Linked DNA regions of Homo sapiens: region 1 is linked to region 2. A link is an interaction called in ENCODE POLR2A ChIA-PET data of the cell type or tissue named here. Cell type or tissue: Panc1. All regions are shown on one strand. Links, peaks and the distances in the headings refer to the core of each region. The heading gives the core; the rest is flanking DNA. Region 1 overlaps GALM (galactose mutarotase). Region 2 overlaps ARHGEF33 (Rho guanine nucleotide exchange factor 33).

Evidence for each region. Peaks named below come from ENCODE experiments on the same cell type or tissue, not always from the same donor. Only the 100,000 strongest peaks of a DNase experiment are listed, where the experiment ranks them.
Region 1: POLR2A ChIA-PET joins it to region 2 with 11 read pairs; 2 of 35 experiments call an interaction of 5 or more read pairs at or near these places.

What each region holds. Positions count from the first base shown.
Region 1 is chr2:38,681,997-38,697,795 of GRCh38, reverse strand. GALM (galactose mutarotase) reads right to left here. Exons shown (of 7, transcript NM_138801.3): 4 at 7,902-7,983. LOC124905993 (a long non-coding RNA gene) reads left to right here. Exons shown (of 3, transcript XR_007086292.1): 2 at 426-559; 3 at 12,122-13,913. Among named protein-coding and RNA genes, the nearest start is that of GALM, 24 kb to the right of the region's middle. RefSeq lists a silencer at 4,775-5,069. In Panc1, for the core only: no CTCF peak of the experiment used is centred there; a DNase peak (open chromatin) is centred at 6,765; H3K4me3 peaks cover 374 bases; H3K27ac peaks cover 6,131 bases.
Region 2 is chr2:38,899,598-38,915,396 of GRCh38, reverse strand. All of the region lies in intron 2 of ARHGEF33 (Rho guanine nucleotide exchange factor 33), which reads right to left. Among named protein-coding and RNA genes, the nearest start is that of ARHGEF33, 18 kb to the right of the region's middle. In Panc1, for the core only: no CTCF peak of the experiment used is centred there; no DNase peak of the experiment used is centred there.

The DNA.
Region 1 (15,799 bases), core at 3,110-11,109, 220 kb after region 2:
TCCCTGTAACTGCATACCATGGTATCTCTTTTCTTTCTAGGTGATAATGCCCCATCCATAAGTGGGTTACTAACAAAATGGAGGACAGGACGTCACTCCTCCCCAAACACCTACAGGGGGAAGGTCCCCTTTTACTGAGCACTGTGGCCACAATTTTAACAGTTACTGCAAAATAAAAGTTGCTACATTCTCATGATGATGTGTTTTCCCATCACCTGAAAAATTATTTACCGAGTGTCTGTAGCCAGGGTGAAAAACACCCCTAAAGTTTAGATATGCATCAGTATTTCCCTCAAGAATAGCACACGTTAAAACTTTTATAAAGAGAAAACAAAAATAAGGAGTTGAAAAACATATAAGTATAAATTAATAGCCACAAAAGGGAGAAGTTAAAGAGAGACTATGAAAACATCTTTGTCTTGCAGAAAGATACAATCTGAGAAGCAACCCTGCAGGACTTGGCTGAAAGTCAACAGGCGGCTGATCAAATGAAGCAATAGAAGCTGTGTAATTTGTCACATCAAGCACCTGCGACAAACCCACGCACAATCCGAGGAATGTAGGTGATCTGACAAAAGGCCTTATGTTTAAAATTTACCCTAAGTTTCCCTAAATCCATCACAAATTTCCCCACATAAGCCACTTTTTCAGACACAGTTTAACTATCTTTTCTTGTGACACTAGGTGCATTTGAAGAGTTCTTGGGGGCCGGGTGCAGTGGCTCATGCCCATAATCCCAGCACTTTGGGAGGCCACAGCAGGTGGATCACTTGAGGTCAGGAGTTCGAGACCATCCTGGCCAACATGGTGAAACCCCCTCTCTACTAAAAATACAAAAATTAGCCGGGCGTGGTGGCATGTGCCTGTAATTCTAGTTACTCGGGAGGCTGAGGCGGGAGGATTGCTTGAACATGGGAGGCAGAGGTTACAGTGAGCTGAGATCGCGCCACTGCACTCCAGCCTGGTTGACAGAGCAAGACTCTGTCTCAAAAAAAAAAAAAAAAAAAAAAAAAAGCTTTCTTGGGGGTAGGTGCGGTGGCTCACGCCTGTAATCCTAGCACTTTGGGATGCTAAAGTGGAAGGATGGCTTGAGGCAGGGAGTTTGAGACCAGCCTGGGCAACATAGTGAGACATCATCTCTGCCAAAAAAGAAAAAAAAATCCATGTTGAGACATTTTCGTGTAAAAAAAGAAAAAATTACCTGGGTATGGTGATGTGCACCTGTAATCCTAGCTATTTGGAAGGCGGAGCCAGGAGGATTGCTTGAGCCCCAGAAGTTTGATGTTACAGTGAGCTATGATTGTGTCACTGTTTCAGCTTGGGCAACAGAAAGAGACCCTGTCTCAAAAAAAAAAAAAAAAAGAAAAGAAAAAGAAAAGCTGGACACAGTGGCTCATGCCTGTGATCCCAGCACTTTGGGAGGCTAAGGCAGGTGGATCACCTGAGGTCAGGAGTTCAAGACCAGCCTGACCAACATGGTGAAACCCCATCTCTACTAAAAATACAAAATTAGCCAGGTGTGGTGGCACATGCCTGTAATCCCAGCTACTTGGGAGGCCAAGGCAGGAGAATCGCTTGAACCCGGGAGGTGGAGGTTGCAGTGAGCTGAGATCACGCCATTGCACTCCAGCCTGGGCAACAAGAGCGAAACTCTGTCTCAAAAGAAAAAAAAAAATCTCTACACTTTTTTTACTGTTATAGTGACAATAATAGAGGCTTTTCTCTCCAGGAGCTCTAAGTGAAATTAATGAGAAATCTCATGACCCTAAGAAGAGAGATTTAAAAAACAAACACGCAGGCGGGGTGTGGTGGCTCACACCTGTAATCCCAGCACTTCGGGAGGCTAAGGCGGGTGGATCACTTGAGGTCAGGAGTTCAAGATCAGCCTGGTCAACATGGTGAAACCCCATTTCTACTAAAAATACAAAAATTATCCGGGTATGGTGGCATGCGCGCCTGTAGTCCCAGCTACTCAGGAGGCAGAGGCAGGAGAAGCACTTGAACCCGGGAGGTGGAGGTTGCTGCAGAGAGCTGAGATCGAGCCACTGCACTCCAGCCTGGGCAACAGAGTGAGACTCCGTCTCAAAAAACAAACAAGCAAACAAACAAGCAAACAAACAAAACCACACACACATAAACAAGGATTTGGGGTGGAAAGCAGAGGACTAGGATGGTAAGCAAAATAACTGATTTACGCAGTAAAAGTCATTCATATGCAAAAAGGCCAAAGCTGTTTTAGAGAAGTTTTCTACTGTTGATTTCTGAGGGTTTCAGCACAACCAAGCAGCCACCCCAGGAAAAGCCAGGTAGAGCAAAGGGTCTAAAACGAACTCATTATCCAGCATCTCCCCAGGATAAATGAAGTACCCACCATAAGGGACTGCTCCAGATAGCTGAACGCCACCCTGTAAATGGTACAGCTTTTCTTTAACTGTGTCTGTAAGTTTGCTTTCTTTTTTTGAAACTTTATTTATTTATTTATTTAATTTATTTATTTTGAGACTGGGCTGTGAGATTGGCTAATTTTTGTATTTTTGGTAGAGATGGGGTTTCACTGTGTTGCCAAGGCTGGTCTCAAAGTCTTGGGCTCAAAAATCCAACCGCCTCCACCTCCTGAAGTGCTGGGATTACAAGCATGAGACACTGCACCCGGCCTGTTTGTAAATTTTCTACCGAAGGTGATTTTTCTATCATTTTCAACAGAGATGACCAACATACATACTTAAAGAATGTGAACTTTCAACACAACTTGTTCATAACAAGATTCTGCATATGAGAAAACCAAGAACCAGAAAGACAAGGGATCTGTCAGGAACACCATATGCTGCAACAGAACAATGACACCTGAGGTGACTTTCCCTTGACTTTCCCTTTCTTTTTTTGTTTTTTTTTTTTTTTTGAGACGGAGTCTTGCTCTGTTGCCCAGGCTGGAGTGTAGTGGCCCGATCTTGGCTCACTGCAACCTCCACCTCCCGGGTTCACGCCATTCTCCTGCCTCAGCCTGCCGAGTAGCTGGGACTATAGGCGCCTGCCACCACGCCTGGCTAATTTTTTTGTATTTTTAGTAGAGACGGGGTTTTACCATGTTAGCCATGATGGTCTCGATCTCCTGACCTCGTGATCCATCCGCCTCGGCCTCCCAGAGTGCTGGGATTACAGGCTTGAGCCACTGCGCCCAGCCTGACTTTCCCTTTCTTGTCAGACTGACAAGGCCAGACACTTAAATTCATGCTCTTTAATTTCAAGAAAACCTCTCCCTCCTTCCCTTTTTCCTTTCCTTCCTTCCTCTTTCTCTCTCTCCCTTTCTTATATTTAATTTAAACAAACTTGGTTTCCTGTTTTCTTTGCAGAAAAGTAGAAATAAATTGAAGGGAGGAAGGAACAAGGAGGAGACAGTGAGAGGACTGGGGAGGCTCCCTGTACAAAAGGTGGCAAAAGAGCTGAGGATTGACAGCTGGCAAAAGTCTGTTCTTTGTTTTGGCTTACTTCTCATTTATTGACTATATGTTGCACTTGGGTATTTATATAGTAAAGAAATTAATTTACTTTTCTTTTCTTTCTTTCCTCACTCCTTTCTGCCTCTCCCCTACCTCCCAAATCTTCTTCTTTTTTTTTGAGACAGGGTCTTGCTCTTCACCCACATTGAAGTGCAGTGGCACAATCACAGCTCACTGCAGCCTTGACCTCCTGGGCTCAAGCAATTGTCTTACCTCAGCCTCCCAAATAGCTGGGACCACAGGCATGCACCAACACTCCTGGCTAATTCAAAAAAATGTTTTGTATTAACAGGGTCTCCCTATGTTGCCCAGGCTGCTCTTGAACTCCTGGGCTCAACCAATCTTTGGTCTCCCAAAGTGCTGGGATTAAAGGTGTGAGCCACTGTGCCTGGCACCAAACCTTCTTGACATCTAACCACATTGTAAGATCTGTAGAGTGCAGGTCTACTTAAGAGCCTGAGTTCTAATACCAGACTACCTTGGTGTGAATCCCGGCTTTCCCCAACTTGTTAACTGGGTCATCCTCTGTAAGGTACTTTAACTCCTTGTTCTATAGTTTTCACATCTGTTAAATAAGAAAAATGAACAGAACCTACCTTACAGGCTTGTGGTATGAATTATTTATAAAGTCCTCCCTGAAATACTAGCTATTATTATCATAAAGCTTCACCTTATCTCACAGATAATCAGTATCTTCTTTTTCTCAATTCAACAAAACCACAGTCGGTAGATAGTGCATATTTATTTTGAGAAGTCTTAATGGAGTATGGCTGGTCTAACAGGTTATTTTCTCTCTCTCTTTTTTTTTTTTTTTTGGAAGCAGAGTCTCGCTCTGTTTCCCAGGCTGGAGTAAAGTGGCGTGATCTGGGCTCACTGCAACCTCTGCCTTCTGGGTTCAAGCGATTCTCCTGCCTCAGCCTCCCAAGTAACTGGGATTACAGGCGCCTACCATCACACCCAGCTAATTTTTGAATTTTTAGTAGAGACAGGGTTTCACCATGTTAGCCAGGCTGGTCTCGAACTCCTGATCTCAAGTAATTTGCCCACCTCGGCCTCCCAAATTGCTGGGATTACAGGCATTAGCCACTGCACCCGACCTGGTCTAACAGGTTCTTGTAGCACGTCTCAGGAAAGTGGCCTTGTGGTTCAGTCCAGCTCTGGCAGAACACGCTGAAGTTTGAGACTGGACTCAGGCACACCTGTGAGTCAGCTATGTGGATCGGCCTTGAGCTCCAGGCCAGCCTGGGGCCACCCAGGGCCACCCTAGGGATTGCAGTTCCACAGAGCCTGGTACAGATCTGACATGGCCCCAATCAACCTCTCCAGGCCCATCCACTCTCTGCCACTAAAATTATGCCCCAAATGCTTTGCTTCAAAAGCACAGCACTTCCCTGGGCTAGTCCTGCTATTTCTTGCACCGCCCACGCTTGTTCATCTTTATCTGGAACACCTTTCTCCTCCTCACTCCCTGGCAAACTTCCACTTTCCCTTCCAGGTTTTATTTAACTCTCATTTCCTCTATCTGGAAGCCCCCTCAGCAGTGCCTGCCCTCTGTGCCAAGTCTCCTAGTTATGTCTATCCTGATATTTTCCAGATTAATGGACACAATTCTGGCTGACCCTTCCCATAGACTGCCAACTCCTAGAGAGCCCAGCAGCACTTCTGAGTGATCAAATGATGGGCAAGCCTTTTGGATTTCTTTCAAAATTAAGCTCATGGGCTTTTGATCAGTGTTAAGAGTCAGATGAGGACCAGCATGGTGGCTCACACCTGTAATCCCAGCACTTTGGGAGGCCCAGGTGGGAGGATTGCTTGAGCCTAGGGATTCAAGACCAGCCTAGGCAACATAGGGAGACCCTGTCTCTACAAAACAGAAAGAAAAAAAGAGAGAAAATCTGGGCTCCTAGAGATTTGTTCTCAGTGGAAAGTGGGCCAGACATGTGAATTCTTACATTCCTAAAGTGCAGGGTAGCAGTTACTACCACCCATTTTTGGAGGAAGTTTCAAAGGAATCAGACAATTAGCTTGTTTCTTAAGGACTTCTGAGAAAAGAGAAAACAATACTACAATTTCTGCTTAAGTGTCACTCGGCAAACAGGTATAACATGTAGGTCTGACTCAAGTATGGATAGGTAGGAGAGAATTACAAATTTTTCATGAGCTCTGAAGTTGCAGCAACTTATTTACTTCAATGATAGAGCTCTAAAGGATTTGAAGAGTTGTGGAAATAGCAGTAAAATGTCATGCTAGGAGCCTCGTAGAATTGGAGAATGCAAGAGAGAGAAGTGGCCTTACAGATCAATTACTAGTTCTGAATTATGAGTTAGTGATAACATTTTCACTGGTCCCCAGAAAACTGAGATACGTTTGGATAATCTGCTATTTATTTTTTTTATAGTATTGGCTCCAAGTGGTACCATATTATTTTTTAAAAAGCTACATAAATTCAACATAAAGAGTTGTTCCTTATTCTGAGATTAAATTTGTTTACACTTTTATGGTACTAAAATATTCTTTCATGAAAAGATGGTGATTATAAATGGTAGTTTGGTCTTTTTTAAAAAAAAAAAAAAACTACTGAAATATAACACATATATTCCCAATTAGGTTTTTTTTTGAGATAGGGTCTTGCTCTGTTGCCCAGGGTAGAGTGCAGCAGAGATCACGGCTCACTGCAGCCTCCAACTCCTGGGCTCGAGAGATCCTCCTGCTTCAGCCTCTTGAGTAGCTGGGACCCCAGGTGCGTGTTACCACACCTGGCTATTTTTTTTTTCAATTTTTTGTTGAGATGGGATCTCACTGTGTTGCACAGTCTGGTCTCGAACTCCTGGGCTCAAGTGATCCTCCTCTGCCTCAGCCTCCCAAAGTGCTGGGATTACAGGTGTGAGCCACCATACCCAGCGAACGCAAGTTTTATGCAGTCCATTAGAGTGCATGTTAAGCCTACTGTGCTTTGCCACAATGATTTTTTACAATCAAGTAAAATAACTTGGCCTTTACAGGCCTTTAAATGCACAAATTATGCCCTGTTGTGATTTTCATCTGATCAACTCAACCGGATAGCATGAGAAGATTTTATAAATATACACAAATAAATATGCACTTATTTCATAACCTCCACTTATAAGCTAATTGATTCACTTTCTTCCTTATCAGTCACAAAACAGCAGCCACCACTATTTTTTCCTTGCAGTTCACAACATATAGTTCTACTGCAGTAATTCTGCCTCTAGGACCAGATGGGCCAGCTTACTCATGCCCTTCTATTGAGTCATGTAAATATCACAAGATGACACATGCTACCAAGACAAACAGAAAAGCCTTTAAACTCAGCCCTGGAGCCAGGAAAATATTCAAAAACTGTGATGCCAAAAATTTGACCCCATTGAGCTCAATTTTTCATTATTATTCCAATTAGTTTTGTAGTCACTATATTTATGGGAGTTCCTAATGCCTGCTGTTACCTGAAGTTGCTGTTGGGTATGCAGGCTCACATGCTTACCTTTCTTCCTCATAAAAAGTTTGAACTAGCAGCCATAAACTCAACCCATTAAAGAGGCCAAAGTGGCCGGGCGCAGTGGCTTACACCTGTAATCCCAGCCCTCTGAGAGGCTGAGGCGGGCAGATTGCTTGAGTCCAGGAGTTTGAGACCAGCCTGGGCAACGTGGTAAAACACTGTCTCTACTAAAAATACAACAGGCGTGGTGGTGTGTGCCTGTGGTCCCAGCTACTCAGGAAGTGGAGATGGGAGAATCATCTGAGCCTGGGGAGGAGGTCTAGGCAGCAGTGAGCTGAGATTGTGCCACTGTACTCCAGCCTGGGCAACAGAATGAGACCCTATCCCCTCCCGCACCGCCCCCCTCCCAAAAAAGCCAGCTAAAACAAAAGCTGTTACCTAGTGTAAGATGAGTATCCAGTAAAGTTATTTAAAATTTTTTTTAACTTTAGTTTCTTTTGCATTAAAAAAATTTTTTTTTAATCTTAAAAAAAAATAAGACGGGGTCTCACCATGTTGCTCAGGCTGATCTCAAACTCCTGGCCTCAAGTGATCCAACCGCCTTGGCCTCTCAAAGTGCTGGGATTACAGGCGTGAGCCACCGCGCCCAGCCCCAGTAAAGTATTATCTTACTCACCATTTTTTAAAAATTTTTGAAATTTTGAAATAATTTTAGACTTACAGAAAAGTGGTAAAAATACTGCATCTCTGTCCCAGCTTTCCCTCATGCTAACATTTTACATAAACACAGTACACATATCAAAACTAAGAAATTACCACTAGAATAATTCTATTAACTAAACTGTAGACTTTATTAAGATTTCACCGCTTTCTCCACTAATGTCCTTTCTTGGCCTCGAGAGCCAATCCATGATCCCACATAACACAAAAAGGTTAAATTCACCAACCTGTAGGAATCAGGGTTTCATCCACAGGCAAATAAGTATCCGCTTCTATGGTGACTTCATGGTCATTTATATTTGGGGAAGCCTGGGAGGAAAAGGTAGGGGAAAGGTTTTCTGCTTAGTCTTATTTCATATATTTGTTTTTTAACTTATCTTGCAAAAATGTTTTCAGGCATTGACAAAAACTTTTAAAATCTTGTTTGGCTGATGGTCATGATTAAATATAATCAACTAAGTGGAGGTAGATAAGGCCTCAAAATAGCAACAGATAAATTTGGAAGAAACTTTCAAGTGTGCATGCATTTTCTTTTCTAAATAGAATATGAAGGTGAAAAGTCAGAGACCACAGTGGTTTGAAAGCCTTTTGGACCTTGGCTTATTAGTGGAGGTGTTTCTTCTATTCTTCTCACTTGCCAGGCAAACAGAAGAGCAATGACTGGTAACCAGGAACACACACATCCTGAGAGGTCAGGGTACTGCTCCAGGCTCACTCCTGGGGGTGCACCTGGCACCCCCCTCTAGCCCAGTTTCCACACAGAGGCCCCACTCTCTGCTCCATGACAGAAGCCCAGGTGTCAGAACCGCAGTCCCTGCTTTTGAGAATTTGCCCACCTCCTCCATGAAGATGCAGCCTGGCCTTTGCAGGGGAGTCAAAGGCTGGTGTACTGGTCAGTGTCAGAAGGCCTGGGGTGTAGTTCCAGCTCTTCCTGAGTGGTCCCAGGGAATTCATTTAACCTCATAGACTCTCATTTCCTTTGGTTTAAAATTGGGCTAATGAGGCCGGGCGCGGTGGCTCATGCCTGTAATCCCAGCATTTTGGGAGGCCGAGGCAGGCGGATCACCTGAGGTCAGGAGTTCGAGACCAGCCTGACCAAAAAGAAGAAGCCCCGTCTCTACTAAAAATACAAAATTAGCCAGGTGTGGTGGCACATGCCTGTAATCTCAGCTACTCAGGAGGCTGAGGCAGGAGAATTGCTTGAACCCGGGAGGTGGAGGTTGCGGTGAGCCAAGATCGCGCGTGCCATTGCACTCCAGCCTGGGCATCAAGAGCAAAACTCCATCTCAAAATAAATAAAATAAAATAAATTTGGGCTAATGATGCCTCTACCTTTTCCAGGGTCCTTGTGAATAACAGTGTAGGAAAGGTGCATTGTGTTGTTTGCAAATCGGCAAATAACTTTATACATGCATGTTTCTAGTACAAATATTATTTTATATTATCAATAGCAACATATTTTAAAGCTTCACACCAGAAGATGTGGAAGGGAAACCAAGTGAGGGCTTTTGCTCAGTGAATGCTCAAAGATGAGCTAAACTAGTGGTTCTCAATTGGGGATAATTTTGTCTCTCAGGGGATATTTGACATTTGACTTTTTTTTTTTTTCTGAGACCGAGTTTCGCTCTTGTTGCCAAGGCCGGAATGCAATGGCGCGATCTCGGCTCACTGCAACCTCCGCCTCTCGGGTTCAAGTGATTCTCCTGCCTCGGCCTCCCTAGTAGCTGGGATTACAGGCATGCACCACCACGTCTGGCTAATTTTGTATTTTTAGTAGAGACGGGGTTTCTCCATGTTGGTCAGGCTGGTCTCGAACTCGCGACCTCAGGTGATCTGCTCACCTCGGCCTCCCAAAGTGCTGGGATTACAGGTGTGAGTCACCGCACCCAGTACACATTTTTTTTTTTTTTGAGACGGAGTCTCACTCTGTCGCCCAGGCCGGAGTGAAGTAGTGTAATCTTGGCTCACTGCAGTCTCTGCCTCCCAGGTTCAAGCAATTCTCCTGCTTCAGCCTCCCGAGCAGCTGGGATTACAAGCGTGTGCCACCACACTTGGCTAATTTTTGTATTTTTAGTAGAGATGGGGTTTCACCATGTTGGTCAGGCTAGTCTTAAACTCCTGACCTCAGGTGATCCACCCACCTCAGCCTCCCAAAGTGCTGGGATTACAGGTGTGAGGCACTGTGCCCGGCCGACTGGTTTTTTTGAGACAGGGTTAGGACAGGTTAGCTGGAAACAGATTCTATGGTCTGAAAGACTGGCCCACACAATCCAACTGAGTAATTCTGAAAAGAAAGGTCAAGATTTTAGAGACCATGAGAATGCATGTCTAAACACGACAGAAACTGGTTTAATTACACCACTAGTAGGCTCTTTTTCTGAAAAACTACGATTCTCTTTTTTTTTTTTTCGGAGGCAGAGTCTTACTGTGTCGCCCAGGCTGGAGTGCAGTGGCGCAATCTTGGGTCACTGCAACCTCCACTTCCAGGGTTCAAGCAATTCTCCTGCCTTAGCCTCCTTAAGTAGCTGGGATTACAGGTGCCCACCACCATGCTAGGCTAATTTTTGTATTTTTAGTAGAGATGGGGTTTCACCATGTTGGCCAGGCTGGTCTCGAACTCCAGACCTCAAGTAATCTGCCTGCCTTGGCCTCCCAAAGTGCTGGGATTACAGACTTGAGCCACCATGCCTGTCCAGAAGAACTATGATGCTCTTGTTTTCTCCCAGTGGGTGTGTGCTGGGCAGGGGTATGAGTGGGTGGGGGACAAAGCCAGGGCAAAGGCCTCTCCTCTGCACTTTCTACAGCTCACTCTGCTGTGAGCTGGGGCAGCAGGTCCAAGATGGGAGAGGGTCTGTACCCCTGCCTAGAGCAGGTCTAGCCTAGAGAGGATGTCTCTTCTGTGCGGCTCTCTCTCCTGCCATCCTCGCATGCCTCAGGGTGGTGCCAGCACCTGGAGATGCCCCTGGGACTGTGGGAGAGGAGCTGAGGGAAGAGAATTTGGGACTACTGTATTTCCTTGGCCCTATTTGTTCACTACTCAGCTCAACACAGAGGGCTTTGGGTCAGTCGAGACAAGGGGTGTGAAGGTTGGGTTCCAGGCCTTGGTGGCGCTAAACTGGGAGCTGCAGCCCACATACAGAGCTGAATAGTGTTAGAAAAAGAGAACCCAGGTGGACCAAAGCACCTCCATACTTCCTGTGCACAAATAAGCCTGGAGGAACACAAGCTATGTAATGTCATCCAATGAGGACACCTGCAGGAGGCAAAGCCATTCTCCAGACTCCTGGCCTAGCATTAATTCAGGTCTTCACTCTGTTTCCTAGGTGCCTGCCTCCTTAGAAACAGAAGTATGCAGTACATATTCTTTGGTGCCTTGTTATTTCCACACAACATAATGCTACTGGGATCATCCATGTTATATTCCTTTGTATTGTTGAGTAGTATTCCGTTGTATGACTGTATCACAATTTGTTTATCCATTCTCCTGTTGATAGACTTCTGGGTTGCTTCCAGTGTTTTACTATTATAAATAAAGCTGCTTAGAAATTTCCACTTTCTGGCCAGGCACGGTGGCTCATGCTTGTAATCCCAGCACTTTGGGAGGCCAAGGTGGGTGGATCACGAGGTCAGGAGATCAGACCATCCTGGCTAACACGGTGAAACCCCATCTCTACTAAAAATACAAAAAAGTAGCTGGGCATGGTGGTGGGCGCCTGTAGTCCCAGCTACTCGGGAGGCTGAGGCAGGAGAATGTCGTGAACCCGGGAGGCGGAGGTTGCAGTGAGCCAAGATCGCGCCACTGCACTCCAGCCTGGGAGACAGAGCGAGACTCCATCTCAAAATAAGAAAGAAAGAAAGAAAGAAAGAAAGAAAGAAAGAAAGAAAGAAAGAAAGAAAGAAATTTCCACTTTCTGTGGTTTTTTTTTTTTAAGCACTAGAGAAATGAATCAACATGAAAATCACACTCCAAATAAACTGATGAGCCTGAGATTTAGGAAGAAGCCTAGGAGGAGAAGGAAAAGAACATTCATCAGGCACCCACCCTCTTAAGGGTCACTGGGTCACCAAGCAGTAGTAACATTCCTTCGTTAAAGAGATGCATGCTTTGTGGCCAGGCATGGTGGCTCAGGCCTGTAATCCCAGAAGTTTGGGAGGCCGAGATGGGCGGATCACTTCAGGTCAGGAGTTCAAGACCAGCCTGGCCAACATGGTGAAACCCCATCTCTACTAAAAATACAAAAAATTAGCCAGGGGCACGTGCCTGTAATCCCAGCTACTCCAGAGGCTGAGGCGGGAGAATCCCTGGAACTTGGGAGGCGGAGATTGCCGTGAGCCGAGATTGCGCCACTGCACTCCAGCCTGGGAGACAGAGTGAGACTCCGTCTCAAAAAAATAAAAAATAAAAAATAAAAATAAAAATGCATGCTTCTTTTTATGACTCTTCTAGGCTGGAAAAACGCAATGATCTACTCTGGTGGAATATTACTGTTGGAATCATTTCCTTTCAAGGCTGATGAAAACTTGGCAAGAAATGCTGATTCACAAACAGACCTTGAGGCCCATCTCTGGGTTCAGTGTTTGTTTTGGTTAACTTTGCTTGGCTGCTACCTGTTTGTAACATTAACCATTTATAGAGCCCATTATGATTTGCAGGGGACTTTAAAGACATTGTGCAATATCACTACCACAGCCTTAACTCAGCTCTCATCACCTCTAGCAGGAGGGTACAGACACTGTGGGTTACTACCCACAAGCCATGGCAACTCTTTTACCAGCAACTCTGTGCCCCCAGGCAGAAACTAGGCTTGTTGATTTATCCTATGCTAGACCAGATATTCAGGGAAGAGGACCCACCCCCGCTCCATTTCCAGAGGGCAAATTTTGACTGGTCTAAGCCAATCATCATGGCCTAATTCCCTTGCTGGCGATTGGGTTAGGCAGAGCATAGGCCACACTTCTGGCCAATGAGAAATCAGAGAAAGTTGGCTGGAGGGCTTCTAGGAAAAGCATTGCTTTTTCTTAAAAAGAGGACATTAGAGATATGAAAAATGGAATGGGTCTTTTTGTCTCTGGATGTGACTATATGAGGAGGTGATTCCTGGAGCTGTGGCCATGAGGGGACAAGCCTGAAGACAAAAGCCAAAATACTGAGGAAGCAGATGGAAAACTGGAAGAACCTGGGTCCTTAATGACATGTCTACCTGTCATGTACCACATGCTATTGCTTTTCATCTCGAATTCCCCCAGACCTGCTTTCATAACTCTTTCGGTAAAGTTTCTGTTGTTTTTTTGTTTGTTTGTTTTTATTGTTTATAAAAACACAGTCTCACTGTGTCATCCAAGATGGAGTCCAGTGGCGCAATCTTGGCTCACTGCAACCTCCGTCTCCTGGGTTCAAGCAATTCTCATGCCTCGGCCTCCTGATTAGCTGGGATTGCAGGCATCTACCACAACGCCCAGCTAATTTTTTGTATTTTTAGTGGAGACGGGTTTTTACCATGTTGGGCAGGTTGGTCTTGAACTCCTGACCTCAAGTGATCTGCCCACCTTGGCCTCCCAAGTGCTGGGATTACAGGCGTGAGCTGCCGCACCCAGCCTGTTTGTTTGTTTTTAGAGATGGGGGATCTCTCTATGTTGCCCGGTCTGGTCTTGAACTCCTGGGCTCCAGTGATGCTCCCACCTTGGCCTTCCAAAGTGCTGGGATTACAGGCATGAGCCACCACACCCAGGTCTTTAGGTAAAGTTTCAATAAAAAAAAAGTTATCCCAGTTTTGTGTTAGGCACAGGAAGGAACAGAAAAATAAAATAAAACAAAAAACGACCTGCAACCTACATACCTTTTATATTCTTTGACAAAGCCAGTTCTCCCCTCCTCCCCAGGTCTCCAACCCTCAAACTTAGAAGTGATGAGCAATACTTGGGCCCAAATAGAACAAAAATACCACTTATTAAATTTAAAAAACAAACAAAAATATATAAGATGAGCTGACTAATTTAAATATCAGGTTTTGAGCTATGTGCCTGGGGAGGGTTTGAGATATATGATAATGCTTCTCAAGGTATGGCAAGAGATATTCTGAAGATGCAGAGGCCCTTGACTCCAGGTCTGGCTTGGTGATCATCCACTCCTACCGGAGTGCCTTGGAAGGCTGGTGCCCCCATCCACCTTCAAACCTGAAGTTAGTGGCTGTGGATTCAAGCTACGCTTACTAAGATAGAGGTTGAAAATCCCTAATCTGAAAATCTAAAATCTGGGGCCAGGTGCGGTGGCTCACGCCTGTAATCCTAGCACTTTGGGAGGCTGAAGCGGGTGGATCACCCGAGGTCAGGAGTTCGAGACCAGCTTGGGCAACATGGTGAAACCCCATCTCTACCAAAAATACAAAAATTAGCTGGGCGTGGTCGTGGGCGCCTGTAATCCCAGCTACTAGGGAAGCTGAGGCAGGAGAATTGCTTGAACCCAGAAGGTGGAGGTTGCAGTGAGCCGAGATCGTGCCACTGCATTCCAGCCTGGGCAACAAGAGTGAAACTCCACCTCAAAAAAAAAAAGAGGACAATCTAAAATCTGAAATGCTCCAAAATCTGAGCTTTTTGAGTGCCAACATGACGCTCAGAAGTAGTCACTGGAGCATTCCAGATTTCGAGTTTTCAGATTAGGAATGCTGAACAAATAAGTATATATAACGCAAATATTCCAAAATCTGAAAATCTCCAAAATCCAAAACATTTCTGGCCTCAAGTATTTTGGATAAGGGATATTCAATCTGTGGTATACGGAAGGAAGTTCATTGACCGCGCTTTTGGGTGGGGTCTATGATCTAGGAAACTATTCAGCCTCTGAAAAGAGATTCAGAAATACCCGTCACTCCAAGTCCCTGCAGGATTGGAAGAGTCGTAAAAAGCCTTAGTAAACCTAACATTCCCATATTGTCTCCTTCATTGGAACACACTGGCAGATGGAATACTGCATGCATAATTTCTCTTTTTATTTCTAATCTATTCCTTTAGATCTCCCCTCCCTATTATTAAATAGGATGTCCTAAGTATGCAAAAAATGTAAAAAACAGAATTATCACCGAGTTTTTTACCTACATAAAACAATACTTTCTTCTATTTCTGTCGTTTGTTTCTGAACTTATTTTAAGAAGTAGATCCTCTTAGGTCTGAGGGTTTTTGTTTTGTTTTTGTCTTTTGTTTCGTTTTTAAGATTTTTTTTTTTTTTTTAAAGACGGAGTTTCACTCTTGTTGCTCAGGCTGGAGTGCAATGGCGCAGTCTCAGCTCACTGCAACCTCCGCCTTCCAGGTTCAAGTGATTCTCCTGTCTCAGCCTCCCGAATAGCTGGGATTACAGGCCCACGCTACCATGCCCAGCTTATGTTGTATTTTTAGTAGAGACGGGGTTTCACTATGTTGGTCAGGCTGGTCTCAAACTCCTAACCTCAGGTGATTCACTCATCTCGGCCTCCCAAAGTGCCGGGATTACAGGCATGAGCCACAGCACCTGGCCTTGTTTTTAAGATTTCAAGAAGGATGGTGAAAGTTCCTGAGGATAAGGAACCCGCAAGTGAAGGGTCAACTTTTTTAAAGGGAGAACTTTGGAAATTTTACAAGAACCAATTAACTCTGCAATTTGGGAAAATTCTAGAAAACAGAATCCAGCAGATCATCAGCAAACTCCTGAAACAGTATAAAAAGGTGAGATATTACTAGCTGACTGTGAACACCATCTTGCGGTAGAAAATCAGGCCAAAGTGAGTCAAGTATAGTAGACAATGATGAGTTCTTCAGATAAAGAGGAAGTAATAGATATAATCTACAGAGTTTAGCTAAGCTTTTTATTCTGTCTGATATGATATCCTCCTCAATGAGCTAAACTGTTACCTTTAGGAGGGAATGAGGTAGTTCAGAAGGGATCACTTAAGGGGGGTTGTCAGCAGCTCTACACCACTCTTATGTGGGCAGTTCAAGTGGTCCCCCACTGGGGTTTATCCCTCTGCTGGGTTGATTTTAGTGTCTTAACCAACAACTTCATAAAGGGCTTCTAACAGCAGCTGACAAATAGTAGGTAGTGTTATTACTATGAAATTGAGAATATGCCTTTATTAAGCTAAAAAAACCAGGTCTT
Region 2 (15,799 bases), core at 2,904-10,903:
AAAAAAAAAAAAAAGTCAATAAAAAAACTACGTTAGAGAAAATTTGGAAACTCTACAGGGGACAAAGCAACTATAACGCCTCTACTTAAACAACTATCATGATCACTTGTTTGTATTGCCTGTTAATATTTTTTCTCTGGAATGTTTTACATAATTATTAATGAAGCCTACCTAAAATTTTGTAACTACCTTTCCCACCTATATTATAGCATAAACATTTTACTTTCTTTTAAAAATTGGACCATGGCTGGGTGCAGTGGCTCATGCCTGTAATCCCAGCACTTTGGGTGGCCAAGGATGGAGGATTGCTTGAGGCCAGGAGTTCAAGATCACCCCAGGCAACATAGTTAAGATCCCATCTCTGTAATGGAAAAAATAAAATAAACATAGGATCATTATTGTTGTACAGATAAAATACATGAAGAAAAACTTTTTAAAAATTAAAAAAAAAATGGACCATTATTATTTATACTGTTTTTATTGTGGCTGTTTGAGCAGAGGTAAAAGTGTTCCTCCCCAATCCCAACTGATGTTAATAATCTCTGGTATTTTTTCCATCCTCATATAATTGCACACAATCATATACAGAATATACATATATGGAGTGGGGTTGTTATTGTAGGTTTATATATTGTACTTCTCTGCATCTCACTCTCACATAATACATTGTGGCAATCTCTCCAAGTTAATTGGTATAGATCTAAGAAATTACTTTTTTTTTTTTTTTTTTTTGAGATGGAGTCTCACTGTTGCCCAGGCTGGAGTACAGTGGTGAGATCCAGGCTCACTGCAACCTCCGCCTCCCGGTTTCAAACTATTCTCCTGCCTTAGCCTCCCAAGTAGCTGGGATTATAGGTGTGTGCCACCACGCCTGGATAATTGTTGTATTTTTAGTAGGGATGGGTTTCACCATGTTGGCCAGGCTGGTCTTGAACTCCTGACTTCAGGTGATCCGCTTGGCTCAGCCTCCCAAAGTACTGGGATTACAGGCGTGAGCCACCACATTTGGCCCTAAGAAATTACTTGTAATGACTGCATAATATTCCATGGTACAAATGAACTGTGTTAATCATTTCTCCACTGATGAACATTCCCTTTATTTTCATTATTTTGCCATGGCAAACAATGCCACAACAAACATCTTGGTACATAGAGCCTTACATGTTGGTGTTTTTATTTATGTGGAGTTTCCATAGATGTGGCTAGGCTGCTTTCCAAAAAGGCTATAACTATTCTTATTTCCCCCAGGAATATTCATTGCCTGAATACCTTTCTCCTGCATTCCAGCCAATAGTGGATGTTAACATTTTTAGTTCTTGTTGGTCAGATGGGTGACAAGTGATAGTTTATAGCTACTTTTGCTGATTGCTGGTGCTATTGAGCATCTCTATATCGTATACTTACTATAAGTTTAGATTTGCTCGTCTGTCAATTATCTAATCCTCTGATTTGCCTAATTTTCTTTTGGGTTATCTGCCTTTTTTTTTTAACCAAGGAGTGACAGCTTCTAAATAATACGTATTAACTGTTTATTTGTTATATGCAATATTTTTCCCATTTATCTTTTTGTCTTTTGACTATGTGGTCACTTTTGCTATTGAAATATTCTTTTTATTTTTTTTTTTTCTGAGACAGAGTCTTACTCTGTCCCCCAGTGCAGTGGCATGATCTCGGTTCACTGCAACCTCCACCTCCTGGGTTTAAGTGATTCTCGTGCCTCGGCCTCCTGAATAGCTGGGATTACAGGCGTGCGCCACCACGCCCAGCTAATTTTTTGTATTTTTAATATAGATGGGTTTTTGCCATGTTGGCCAGGTTGGTCTCAAACTCCAGGTCTCAAATGACCCACCCACTTTGGCCTCCCAAAGTGGTGAGATTACAGGCGTGAGCCACCTTGCCCAGCTGGTAGATTGTTTTTGTTTTTTATTCTATTTTATTTTGTCATTAAGCTTATGTTAGCCATAACGAATTGGAAGTTTTTCATCTTTTTCTATAACCTATAAAAACTTCAATTACATTGGAATTATCAGTTCTTTAAAAGATAATAGAGCAGAGCTATGAAACCATTTGATCTTTTAAAAAAGTAGTCAGATCTTCAAGGCCTTTTCAATTTCTTCAAAAGAAATTTATCTACGCAGCTTTTCAACTTAATTAGTCACTTGTATTTTCCTAGGAAACTACGTATTTCCTTAAGTTCATCAAATTTGTTGACAAAGCCTGTAGTCTCAGCTACTTGGGAGGCTGTGGCGGAAGGATCATTTGAGCCCAGTAGTTCAAGGCTGCAGTGAGACAGGATTGCACTACTGCACTCCAGCCTGAGTGACAGAGCAAGATCCTGTCTCAAAAAAAAAAAAAAAACAATTTGTTGACAGAGCATAAGCATTTTCCCATATGCTATATAAGGAATGGTGGAGACAGAATGAACTTTTCTTGAACAGCTGCTATATGCCAAACATGATGCTTCATATTTTATTTATATTTTCTCATTTAATTAAGTTCTCATATTGATTCTGTTGAGGGTGTATCATTATCCCCATTTTCTAGATGAGAATACTGAGGCTTGGGAAAATGAGGTAATAATATGCCCAGGATCATGGCATACAGAGCCAGAATTGTAATTCGGGCAGGTCCATATGATTTCAGAACTGGTTCTTTCATTTATTACTCCTGGCTTTCTCCAAATAGTTTCAACAATAATTATATTTATTGACTAAGAAATAGTTGCTTGAGAAAACATGTCATCATTTTCTTTCCCTCCCCCAATTATTAGGGTAATTTTCATTTTTTACTATAATAAATGGATATAAAAAGGAACAGAGTCCTTTTTCTTCATATTTAGGACATTTTTTCTTAAGCTAAGTTTCCAGAACAGAATTTCTAGGTTGACGAGAATGACTGTAATAATGAATATGTATTAAAGGGTACAGTTTAAAAGGGAGCTTAATAACAGGATTACACAGAAAGGTAATATGACTTATTTTGGAAAAAGCCTTGCTATGATTATGAAAGTCCCTTTGAGATCTCACTTGTAGTCTGCTCTTCATTTTGTACTGGGAATCTCTCACTCTGAGCCTAGTAATTCTTCACTGTGCCCTTGATAGCCCTTGAATCACTGCCTGCCTTTGAATAAATAACCATCAGATGCTGCCACATGCCTCTCACCAAGTTAATGTGGCTCCTATTCCTCCCTGACCTTCCTCCTTTCTTTCTGTCTCTACAGTTGCAGTGCTAACCTCTAAAAACACCCATTCAGGCCTTGGCGGACACTGGGGAAAATAATGTTAAGTGAGCCTGTTGGTGTCTATATCATGCCTGATCATGTTACAAAGCCATGGTTTTCAGTTTATATTTTTTGAAGCCCAGGCTTTCTTGAGTCTGTCTTGAGTGGAGAGAGGAAGCCACCAAGCTGGTAGGGTTCTGGGTCCCCCTTTTTACCCCCTTCAACCAGAGCCTCTCTGTTCTTGTCTGATTCACGTACTACAGCTTTGGGGGAAGCACTTCCTTTTTTTATTTTTTTATTTTTTGAGACAGGGTCTCACTCTGTTACCCAGGCCAAAGTACAGTGGCATGATCATGGCTCACTGCCTCAACCTCCTGGGCTCAAGCAATCCTCCTGCCTCAGCCTCTCAAAGTGCTGGAATTACAGGCGTGAGCCACAGTGCCTGGCGGGGAAGGATTTCCTTTGAAGATCAGCTTCTGCTGTTTAAAAACAAAGGTTCTAAAATTATTGATATAGAGAAATAAGAATGTTGAAACAATAAGAAGTTATAGCCATATTTGTGTAAAATTAATTCAGAAAAATTTTTTTAAATAATAAGTTAACAGAAACCTAAAGAATACTGAAAAGTCTCCTGACCCTCCCCTAGACTGACCTAGAACGTGTACCCTCCTCCCCATATACACACATAAGACTACAAAAACTGAGGATTGTCTATTACTTTCCAATTACTGCTGTGACAGAAAAGGAAAGTTTGGCACTTTGGGGAATTGAAATTAATTGAAAGCAGACTTGAGTTAATTTCCATTTCAGTGTCCTTTATTGAATGGGTCTTTAGTGCACATTTCTAATTTAGTAGAATGGGAACTTTTTATGCTGGGGGGAGGGTGATGAGGAAATACTTTCCCCTGAAACTAAAATAATTCATCAGGACAAATCCTGTAGACATTTTCAAGAAGAGAGTCTATATGATCTTTGTGGTGTAGAAAAAATGCTATAAACATTATGAAAAGGGCTATTTGCTTTTTTTTTCTATAGAGCCTAAAAGCAACATTATTTTGTGACAGTAACACCCTGTTTGTTCATGCTTCGTAGTTTTCAAAGCACTCTCATGTATGTTATCTCACTTGATCACTACGGCAATGCTGTGCAGTGGGCCAAACACACGTTCCATTCATTTTATACCCAAGGAAGCCATAGCTCATACAAATTATTTGCCCAAAGTTACACTGGAAGTCGCTTCAAGTAAGACCAGTAGTCTTTCTATGTTTCTCTAAATTTAAATAAACTGCTTCATGCCACAGTATTTCAAAGTACTGTAATTTAAGGTACCACTTTAAGGTACCATTGTCACTAAAAAAAGGTATCAATTCCTGTGTGGGCTCTGATAGCCATCTGCGTAAACTGGTTGAATGGACTGATACAAGGAAGAAAGTTTTGGCAGGTCTGATGAGAGAAAGAGATTGAGAGAAAGAGAAATAATACAAAGTAGGACTAAAAAGAGGGATGTAACCACCAATTCAGAGAATATGAAATATTATTTGTAAAATTCAGTATGCAATATTTGTTGCCAATAATTTCTTTCTCTCTTGCTTTTTTCTTTTTTTGTAGAGATGGAGTCTTGCTGTGTCACCCAGGTTGGAGTGCAGTGGCAGGATCTCTGCTCACTGCAACCTCTGCCTCCCGGGTTCAAGCAATTCTGCCTCAGCCTCCCGAGTAGCTGGGACTACAGGCACAAGCCGCCACACCCAGCTAATTTCTTTTGTATTTTAGTAGAGACGGGGTTTCACCGTGTTGCCCAGGCTGGTCTTGAACTCCTGAGCTCAGGCAATCCACCTGCCTTGGCCTCCCAAAGTGCTAGGATTACAGGCATGAGCCACCACACTTGGCTGCCAATAATTTCTAAAAGCTAAATGAAACAGATAATTTTCTAGGAAAACATACATTATTGAAATTTGTTTTAAAAACAGTATAAATTTTTTTATCCAGAACAACTATCTGCAGAAAATATTAAAAGAGAAGGTCAAATATCTACTCCCCAATAGGAAATGATTCAGCATAATATCACAGGAAGGTTCTATAAATAACAGTGTCTGTGTTATTTAGTCTATGCTATAGATAGAATACATGTAAATAGCTAAATTTATTCTATGAGGTTCTGAGACCAACTCTAGGATAGCCTACATAAATAAATAAAAAAATAACTATACGTATTCTAAATAAAATGTCAGAAAACAAAAATATAACACTATGATCAGCAAAAAAATAAAAATTAATGGTTATAAAACTATTAATAGAATTAATTAATCAATGTAACGCAAGAAAACAAAGAGTACAGTGTGACCCTTAGAAGCAAAATGGTAAGGAGATAAGACAATTCTCACAATATGAAGATACACAAGTGCTTAAAACTAGGATACCTCAATGAAAATGCAGCTTTCTATGCCCACAACCAAAAAAAAAAAAAAAAAAATCATCCTTGAATACATAGCAATTTAAAGTGGCAAAGGTAATAAATTAAAGAATTAAAATTAAAATAGGGGTCTGGCACAGTGACTCATGCCTGTAATCCCAGCACTTTTGGAGTCCAAGGAAGGCAGTTAGCTTTAGCCCAGAAGTTTGAGACCAGCCTGGGCAACATGGCAAAACCCTGTCTCTACAAAAAATACAAAAAAAAAAAAAAAAAAGAAATTAGCCAGTCGTGGTGGTGCACTACTGTAATTCCAGCCACTTGGAAGACTGAGGTGGGAGAATCACCTGAGCCCAGGAAGTCAAAGCTGCAGTGAGCGATGATAGAGCCACTGCACTCCAGCCTGGGCGGCAGAGTGAGACCTGGTCTAAAAAAAAAATTTTTTTTAATGAAATAAATAAAAGAATTAAAATAGGACTCTGCCACCAGACATCTCAAACAATAAGTGGCCTTATTTTGAAAATGGTCCTTGGTGCTCAAGTCAGCCCCTTACGTGACCCTTTGTCAAATATGGGTGCTGCTAGAAACAAGGTGGCTCCTGCCACTGAACCAGGTCACAAGGCCATCACCCCTCCTTAGTTAACTGCCTTCATGGCTGTCCACTCCCCAGACTGTGAGCAACTAAGGGGTATACACGGAGTTTCATTCCTCTTTCTGTCTCCAGCTCCTGGCACCATTCTCAACATACTCTCAACAAATATTTATGGAAGTGACCTGAATTCTCATGCAGCAGACTACCAGTGAAACACGCTTTTTACTACAACTTGCTTCACATCAACAATAAAGACTTAGTGGTAAATATAGAGAGTTTGGCCTGAAGATTATTTTTATTAGGAAAAAAGGCCTATTTTATTTTAACAAGCAAAGTTCCACTGGCAGAAATATATCCCCTTGTTCCCACTCCCTGGCTTGAAAAACCAAGAAAGAGCAGGCTCTCCTAGTAAATGGTCCCACACCAAAACTAACTGTAGTGATGTTCATCACGGCCAGCAACACCAAAGTGCCCAGAGCCAGTGAGAACAGGAGCAAAGCACAGAGAATAGGTAATTCCATAGCTCAGGAGCACAGAAGGCTCAGAAGTGAAATAACAAAGATCCTTCCATCCTCACTCCACTGGCATGTTAATTTTTGTTGTTGTTCACCTAAGATCAGTCAGGATAGAGTAAATTGGTAGAGTTAATATGTGTCTACATCAGTCAAGAAAAAAAGAACATCAGCATGCTGTCACACACACAAAACCAACCACTGGCCAGAGATATTTTAAGTTTAAAAATGCCTCATTGAAGACATAAAAACTTATCAAAAGTTTCAGATCAGGGCTGAAAGTCACTTCCAGGGGCTCTTCTGACTCATTTTAATACTTGACCTACTTAACTGTGTCAGAACCAGATTTCGTGAGCCTGAATGTCTCATGGCCTCTGTGTCTGGTCAGGGAAGATATTCTTCATCTCTTTTCTTATCCTGACTTGACTCTCTTTAATCTCAATCTTTCAAACAGATTCTCTCCCTGGATTCATCTGAGTGGAAGTTAAAAGCCTCCTGGAGGCCAGGCACGGTGGCTCAAGCCTATAACTTTCAGCACTTTGAGAGGCTGAGGCAAAAGAGTCATTTGAGCCCAGGAGTTCAAGACCAATCTGGGCAACATAGTGAGACCCTATCTTTACAAAAAGTTTTTTTTTTTCAATTAGCCAGGCATGTTGGCATGCACCTGTAGTCCCAGCAAGTTGAGAGGCTGAGGTGGGAGGATCACTTGAGCCCAGGAGGTCAAGGCTGCAGTGAGTCATGATAGTGCCACTGCACTCCAGCCTGGATGACAGAGTGAGACATTGTCTAAAAAAAAAAAAAAAAATCCTCCCAGAGACACTGTGCAAGAGGCAGAGAGCCCCAGTACAATGTAAATATCTACTTAAAAAGACAATAAAGTGACTGTCACTATACTTTCACTAAGTAAGTCCCAATTGATAGGAAGGAAAGACAAAGAAGGACAAGAGTGCTCTCCTGGGAAACGCTGGAGGGAAAGAACCCTGAGCTCCAGAGACAACTCCCTCCAGTCCTAGAGATGGCCCTGATTTGCAGAGGGGTACATTAACATGGAAAAACTTTAGTCCTCAGGAAATGTTCCTTCTGCTAAATCACAGGCAGTGGCAGGACTCCCAAGATCTGAACCAGGTGGCTGAGTTAGTAGTACATTGTAAAACGGATCATCAGTCACCAAAGCTTAATTTAGGTGAGAGGGGAAACCAGGTTACTGCTGCCCCTCCTGGGAGAATTTTTTTCATAGTTCAGATGAAATGACATCCAATTTGGAGCTGCCTTTGGTGCTCTCAGAACAGCTAGAAAGGAGAAAAAGAGTACAATCCATCTTCAGAATGACTATAATTTCCCACTACTGCCCAGTGAACAAAGACTCCCAGTGAGCAAAGCCTTCAAAAGTTGGAAATCATAGTCAAACCTTGAAAATGGATGAGTTCAGTTAGAAAAATGGTCCACAGCCCGTGCATACTTGACAGGGGTCAGCGATGGTCCCTGGGTACTAAAACCACAGCACTTTCCCCTACAGAACTAGTCCACTCACAGGCCTTAGGCATTCCTACCTGGGGATCTCGGTCCTACAACCCTCTGCTCTCTGTCAACCAAGTTTTGCTCAACCCTCAAAGGGCAACTCATGTCTTATACCCTTCATGAAGCCTGCTTTGGCCATTCTCCTCAATTGTCATCTGTCAACTCTCCTCACCTAAACCAAGGATCATCTTTTTTTGAGACAGGGGGTCTCATTCTGTCACCCAGGCAGTGGTGCAATCATGGCTCACTGCAGCCTTGACCTCCCAGGCTCAAGCAATCTTCCCACCTCAGCTGCCTGAGTAGCTGCCACCAGACCCAGACCTTTTTTTTTTTTTTTTTTTTGTAGATACAGGGTTTCACCATGTTGCCCAGGCTGGTCTCAAGCTCCTGTGCTCGAGCGATCCTCCTGCCCTGGCCTCCCAAAATCCTGGGATTATTACAGGCATGAGCCACTGCACCCAGCCGAGTCTCATCTTATAACCGATTATTATCACAAAGTCCAGCAGCAGAAGCCTAGATATGGGAAAGAGTCAACATTTTTGTTGATCAATGAAAAGTGTAAATTCATCATTAGTTTGATTATTTCTTTTATAATTCCAGCTTACCTCATACATGCCCTCCCTAGAGCTAAGGCATACTGAACCCCACAAATTAGTACATTTTTACCACATCTGAAAAGTTTGGAACAATGAGAAAAGGGCTAGAGACATTCCATAAGGAGACCAGAACATGCTGGGGCTGGTTTTGCTAAGAAGCTATTTTTTGATTCCTCAATCTATTGTTGCATTATTTCAATTTCCTTGTTTGGAACAAGTTGGGACAGGAATAAGTTAATAAAAAAAGAAGAGAAGTGTTCCATCCCCCTACCTCCAAACTGAATTACATACTTCTCCTTTGTCCCAGATAGTTAGATAGCAATCCTGTTCTTCAGAATTTTTTTCTTTTTTTTTTTTTTTTTTGAGACAGAGTCTTGCTCTGTCACCCAGGCTGGAGTGCGGTGGCACAATCTTGGCTCAATCTTGGCACAATCTTGGCTCCACCTCCTAGGTATTTTTTTGTAGACGTGGAGTTTCACCATGTTTCCCAGGTCATGTTGCCCTGATCTCGAACTCCTGGGCACAAGTGATTTGGCCACCTGGTCCTCCCAAAGTGTTGGGATTACAGGCATGAGCCACCACACCTGGCTTCTTCAGCATTTTTTAAAGTATGTGAGGAAAGACACTGAACAACCTCACTTGAAGTCTATTCTAGGGCTGCTTAAGCATTCTGTAAGGCAGTCAGTCCCTGTGCAGATTATGCTCATTTCATCTTGTTCTGATGCCACTGGAAAATGATTCCTTCACCTGAAGACAAGTTGATCTAACAGGGCACACACGCTGCCCCACACCATTTCCTGCCTTTAATGCTCTTCAGAGGGTCTTCCATTTTGATTTCTGATAATGCAATCTATGAAAATTTTCATCAGGCTTCCTGCTGTAGAACTAAATAAAAGAGTTCCTCAAAGAGTCAGGAAGGCAGGGCACCTGCTGGCCCATACAGTCTGGGAATAGAAGAATACTAGACTGAGATCTAACACTGACTTCTTACTGTGGGGCCTTAGGAAAGCCAGGCACTCTCTCTGGGCTTCCATTTCCTCATCTGTAGTATAAGGAGCGTTTCAAAGTCCTGGTAGCTCTAAAATGCTGAGGCTAAAATTTAACAGGGTAATTCCAAATATCACTCAGCAGTGTGGTAACACGGTGATATCACAACCAATGGCCTCCCTTCCCCAGCCCTCCAGCCCCCAAAGCCTTCTGTAACTGTTCTTTTGTTTAATCCAAACAAATCATCACCTTACCCTAAACTGAAATTATGCTAAACAGTTCATCATTTCTCAATCACTAGTATTTTCACTATGCAGTTTTACCTATGTTTTAGTATTCAGGTCTTTAAGGAAAGGAAACAAAACTGGCTTTTTTTTTTTCGGCTAAATGAATGTCCTTGGTCACCCTTATATTTCTTTCCAACGAATAATGTCACTGGGCTGTTCCATGGTCACCTGAATCTCAGTCTGTTGAAATCACATTGGTATCTTTAACCTTTCCAGGCTCCCCCTTCAGGTTCCACTAGCTCTGCCACTAGCACCACCACTGACCCACTCTCAAGACCTCGGAATGATCGCCTCTCATCCTAAAATTCACCAGCTGTGAAATCCTTACGAGTCTTCCTTGCTAAGGTGTCTTTCATTTTCTCCTTTGCTTTTCATTGTCGCCTCTTTGGATCAGCCCTGACTGCTTCATGCCTAAACGTCTCTAGGAGCATCCTAGTTAGTTCATCCATCCTCTTCACTGCCAGTAGATTGTTTTCCTTTAAATGTCACTTACATGATCTTTTGTTCCTGCTCAAAAACTGCAATAGGCGTTTTCTTTTCTTTTTCTTCTTTTCCTTTTTTTTTTTTTTTGATACAGAGTCTCGCTCCGTCTCCCTGGCTGGAGTGCAGTGGTGCAATCTCAGCTCACTGCTCACCTCTGCCTCCCAGGTTCAAGCAGTTCTCCCTGCCTCAGCTTCAGGAGTAGCTGGGATTACAGGCACCCACGACTACGCCTGGCTAATTTTTGTATTTTTAGTAGGGATGGGATTTTGCCATGTTGCCCAGCCTGTTCTCGAACTCCTGACCTCAGGTGATCTGCCTGCCTCAGCCACCCAAAGTGCTGGGATTACAGGAGTGAGCCACTGCACCCGGCCTGTTTTTTCATCTTCATAAAATAAAATCGAGATCTCAAAGTCCTCCACAATGTCCCTGGCCTGCCCCTCCAGCCTCATTTCTGATGTGTAGGAGGCCTGCCAGCTGCCTCAGCCTTCTCTGCCACTTGCATTTCTACTTTGTCTCTCCTTCTCCCTGCTGCCTGGTCTGCCCTGCTCATCCCACTCCAATGGACAAATCCTTACTCATTCTCCAAAGTCTAATGTAGGCCCATTCCCTCTCTAGAACTTTCCCCCTTCAATCCAATGGGAAATTATCCTTCCTTTCTTGGAATAACTGTAAAACTCAATAGGAATCAAAACAAATTTTTCTACTGTTATTCATTTTATGTAAATAATCTCATTTTCTAAGTTAATTGTAAACTTCTTTGAGAAAAGAGGCTATTTTTTTCCACCTCTTATTATCCCTGGTACATAGGATATATTCTAACATAGGGTAGAAGTTCAATAAAGGTTTGTTGACAAAGACACTAAACTGTCCTAAACACTGGCAGTGGTAACTATCTAGCAAATAATCCCCCTCAATTAATGAATTATTGATAATTAATTGATAAGGTGTTCTCGCATCTAAAAATCATGGATGTAGAGATTAAAGGAGAAATAATTGGTAGAAGAAAATCCAGACTGGGTGAGTAGAACAAAAGGATTTAGTGTTCTATCTAGGCCCTAAAGGGTATTTGCAGAGTTATAGGGTCATAAAATAGGATGATCTGCAATAGCTTAGTCCTTGTTATATATATTAGATTCTAGTGTTTAAAATTTAGAAGCAAACTCAATCCTTTTCTTCCTTCACCCACTTTGGAATGCACCTTAGAATCCTTACTGCCTGGTGTTTGCCCACTTCTTTCTTCTTAACACCTGGAGGGCTTGCCTTTGTCCCCTAGTGTCTGCCATTCATCTGCTCCTGGATGCTCCTGTCTCCAAAACAAATTATGTGATGGGCTTTGAATGAGCCAGTAGATGCAGAATAAATCTAAAAAAAAAAAAATCCATCCCTTTGAAGATAGTATTTCCAGCCTAGTCCTTGCATCTTTAACTTCTTCCTATACATTTTTTAGCTTAGGCCCTTCCTTTAGCGTGTGATATAAATCTGGATGTAAAATTCACATGCAAAACAGATCCCTGCTTCTTAAAATCCTGTAAATTCAGTTATCATAGTTTTTTTTAATGTACTATTAATTGTCCATTGGTAAAAATTAAATAAATAAGTAGATGCAACACACTTGAGAAGTCATTAAAATGTTAAAAGACTGTTTGGAATCACAGAAGCCCAGAGAAGCTCATTTGTGGAAATCCTGGGCTATAAGGGATATGAGGAAGAAGAGCTAGGTTGAACCTCAAGCTATGATTTATCTCCACCAAGGCCTATTTCGTTCCTATCTCTTGGCAACTTCAGAATCTTCCCAAATTTACAATATCCTACTACCCTACATCAAGGATAAAAAAGATCTAAGGTCTCTGCTTGAATGTCACTTTATTAGAAAGGCCTTCTTTGACCCATACATATAAGAGAGGAGTCCTGGCCTCTATACCCTATCTCCCTTTCACTGCTTTATTTTTCTCCACAACATTTACCAATCAAATGATAATGTTATATATTTCTTTGCTCATTGACCATCTTGGCTTATCAGTGCCCCCTCATGAGGACTTGGACATTTTTGTTCACTCTGTATTCCCCAAGACCTAAACCAGTGTCCAGCACAGAATAGGCCTTGAATAAATAGGTGCCGAATAAATGAATAAACCAATCTCATAGTTCGGAAGGACCAAACGAAACAAAACTGCACCCACCATAACTACTTGCAATATTTAGCTAAGGAATCAGTGTAGAGTGGTAAAGAAAATTAAACAGAAAGATTATACAGAGATCAGCCAGCCAAGCCCTGTCACTTTACAAATACGGAAAATGAGGTCCAGAGAGGATAAGTGACTTGGCTAAGTCATAAGCTCCTGTTTTGACAGAAAAAATAAAATGCTTCACTACAGAGTCCCAATTTCTTATATACATATGGTGATTATGGAATCGGATAACACGTCTTTAATCTCAGTGAGGCAGACCTCAGAAGTAAGTGGTATAAAATGGCTGTCAGGTCAGATGCCTTGCCCAAATATATCAACCTCACTGCCTGTCGCCAACATTATGACTCTATTCCTTTGAATCTTGAGAGATTTTTAAAAACACACTTTAATCTGTTCTCAGCTAATACTTCAGCCAGTTGAAAGCAACACCAAGAACCATGCTAGTTGTTTTTCTTTTTTTTTTTTTTTTTTCTTGAGATGGAGTCTTGCTCTGTCACCCAGGCTGCTCTGTCACCCAAGCTGGAGTGCAGTGGCGCGATCTCGGCTCACTGCAAGCTCCACCTCCCGGGTTCACGCCATTCTCCTGCCTCAGCCTCCCGAGTAGCTGGGACTACAGGCGCCCGCCAACACGCCCAGCTAATTTTTTGTATTTTTAGTAGAGATGGGGTTTCACTGTGTTAGCCAGGATGGTCTCGATCTCCTGACCTTGTGATCCACCCGTCTCAGCCTCCCAAAGTGCTGGGATTACAGGCGTGAGCCACCGTGCCCGGCCTCATGCTAGTTGTTAATAGGGAGTAGAAATGAAGAGTTTGAGTTTGAAGTCTGGAAGATGTGAATTCAAATCCCAAGTCCATGATTTAAATAGCTGATTGACCTTGGGAAAATTATTTACCCTCTCCGAGTCTGCTGGCTTAGTCTCTGGAACGACCGTAAGACTCCAGTGGTGATTATTGCTATGCTTTGCATTTTGGTCCTAGTACAAAGCTGGAAGCTCAGCTCTAGCCTGAGATCAGTAGAGATAACAGAAGCAGCAAATGCAGAATTCTCCTGAGGAGTCCAGATGTAAAGGTCTTCCAGGATAGGGATGTGTTAGCTTCCAAGGTCTGAAGTACCGAGCTCAGAAGTGAGCCCTACCCGGGAGCTGGTTACTGCTGCAGCCCTCAGAATGGAGCGCTCCCATCCACAGCACAGCCTCAGCTCAGCAGTGGGTAGGAAGGGAGCCCACCAGCAACCAGCTGCTTGGCAACTCTGGGCCTAAAGTTGGTGTTAGAGCGGGATGAAGGAGCTGCCCTGGCACCAATTTATCAGAGGTGCTAAAACATCCCCAGAAATGTGAGAAGGAGAAAACTAGATTTATCAGGATTTCTCTTAAGGAAAGTCTCTTGTGTGATTGAAAGAATGCTTCTTTCTGGCAGTTTTACTGATCACAAAAAGTAAGATAAGTAAATAAATAAATAAATAAAAAGAAAGAAATGCTCCGATAAGCCCCTTGAGGGCAGGTGTGTGTGTGTGTTTGGGGTGAGAGTGGGGTATCCTAAATGCAGGCTTGAGTAGCAACACATGGTCACTAAAAAGCCTTCAGCCTTCAAAGAAGGCTGAGTCTGGTTTTCTTGTGGGATTTTCATTTTGCTGAGCAGTGTAGCCAGTGTGAGGCCAGAGCTGAACTGTTATTGATCCTGGACAGGAAGCTGAGTACTGCTCTCGGGAGCCTCCTCTTCCACCCTTCCTCCAGGAAGAGATCACCCTGTCTTCATTCAAGTGTGAGATATTGAAAGAAAATCCATTCAAGCAAGTGCCAGACTTTTAATCTGCCTCAGGTATCTTGATTCAGCTCTGTCTGTGGGACCTTAATCTTAAATCTCAGAAACCCCATCTCACTAACTCCACCTCGTCGGCTCTGCAAATCACACCTCCCCATATCCTATGGGACTGCTCCTCTAATCAGAATCTGGAAAGGTTGTCTGGGAGGAGCTCCTGGTGTGTCCCTGTAGCCAATTAGACATTGGTTGATATGATTTTGCTACTTGTAACAGCTAGTGACTGGACTAGCTGAATTCACTTGGTTTGTTCCTCTATTTCAGAGTAATTCAAATAAAACTTTATAGTAGTTAGCATATGTGATATACATGTGCAGATGATCACAGTTCATGCCTTTCACCAAACACTTTCATGCCTCTATGCCTTTGTTCCTCCCATCTTCTATCCCTCAAATATCTTTCTTTATCTAATGAAATACTTCTCATTTTCAGGGCTCAGTTCAAGCACCTCTTTCTCTATGAAGCTTGCCCCTATCCTCTAAGTCATAATTAGTCAATCCCTCTTCTGCTACATTCTCAAACTGCATTATTGGTATTTCTTCCTACCAGGAATTATAGGCAATAGTCTCTATGTATTTACTTATTTATTTTTAGAGATGGGGTCTTGTTCTGTTGCCCAAGCTGGAGCGAATGCGGTGGTATAATCCTAGCTCACTGCAGCCTCGATCTCCAGGGCTCAAGCAACCTTCCTACCTCAGCCTCCCAAGTAGCTGGGACTACAGGTGCATGCCACCACACCAGACTAATTTTAATTTTTTTTTTGTAGAAGTGAGGTCTCACTTTCTTGCCCAGGCTGGTCTTCAACTCCTTGCCCTCAAGCAGTCCTCCCCCACCAGCCTTCCAAAGTGCTAGGATTACAGTCATGACCCACCGTGCCCAGCTGACCATTTCATATTCATATCCATTGTACCTGGCAGGTAATGATTCTTTTTTTAATTTCTTTTTTTAATTCACAAATTATAATTGTATATATTTAGAAAGTGTAGTGCAATGTTATGATATATGCATACAACATAGAATAAGTAAATCAAGCTAATTAGCCTACCTGTCACCTTATATACTTGTCATTGTTGTGGTGAGAACATTTCAACTTTATTCCCTTAGCAATTTTGAAATATACAATATATTAACTAAAGTCAGCCTGTTATGCAATAGATCTCAAAAATGTATTCCTCCTGTCTTACTGAAATG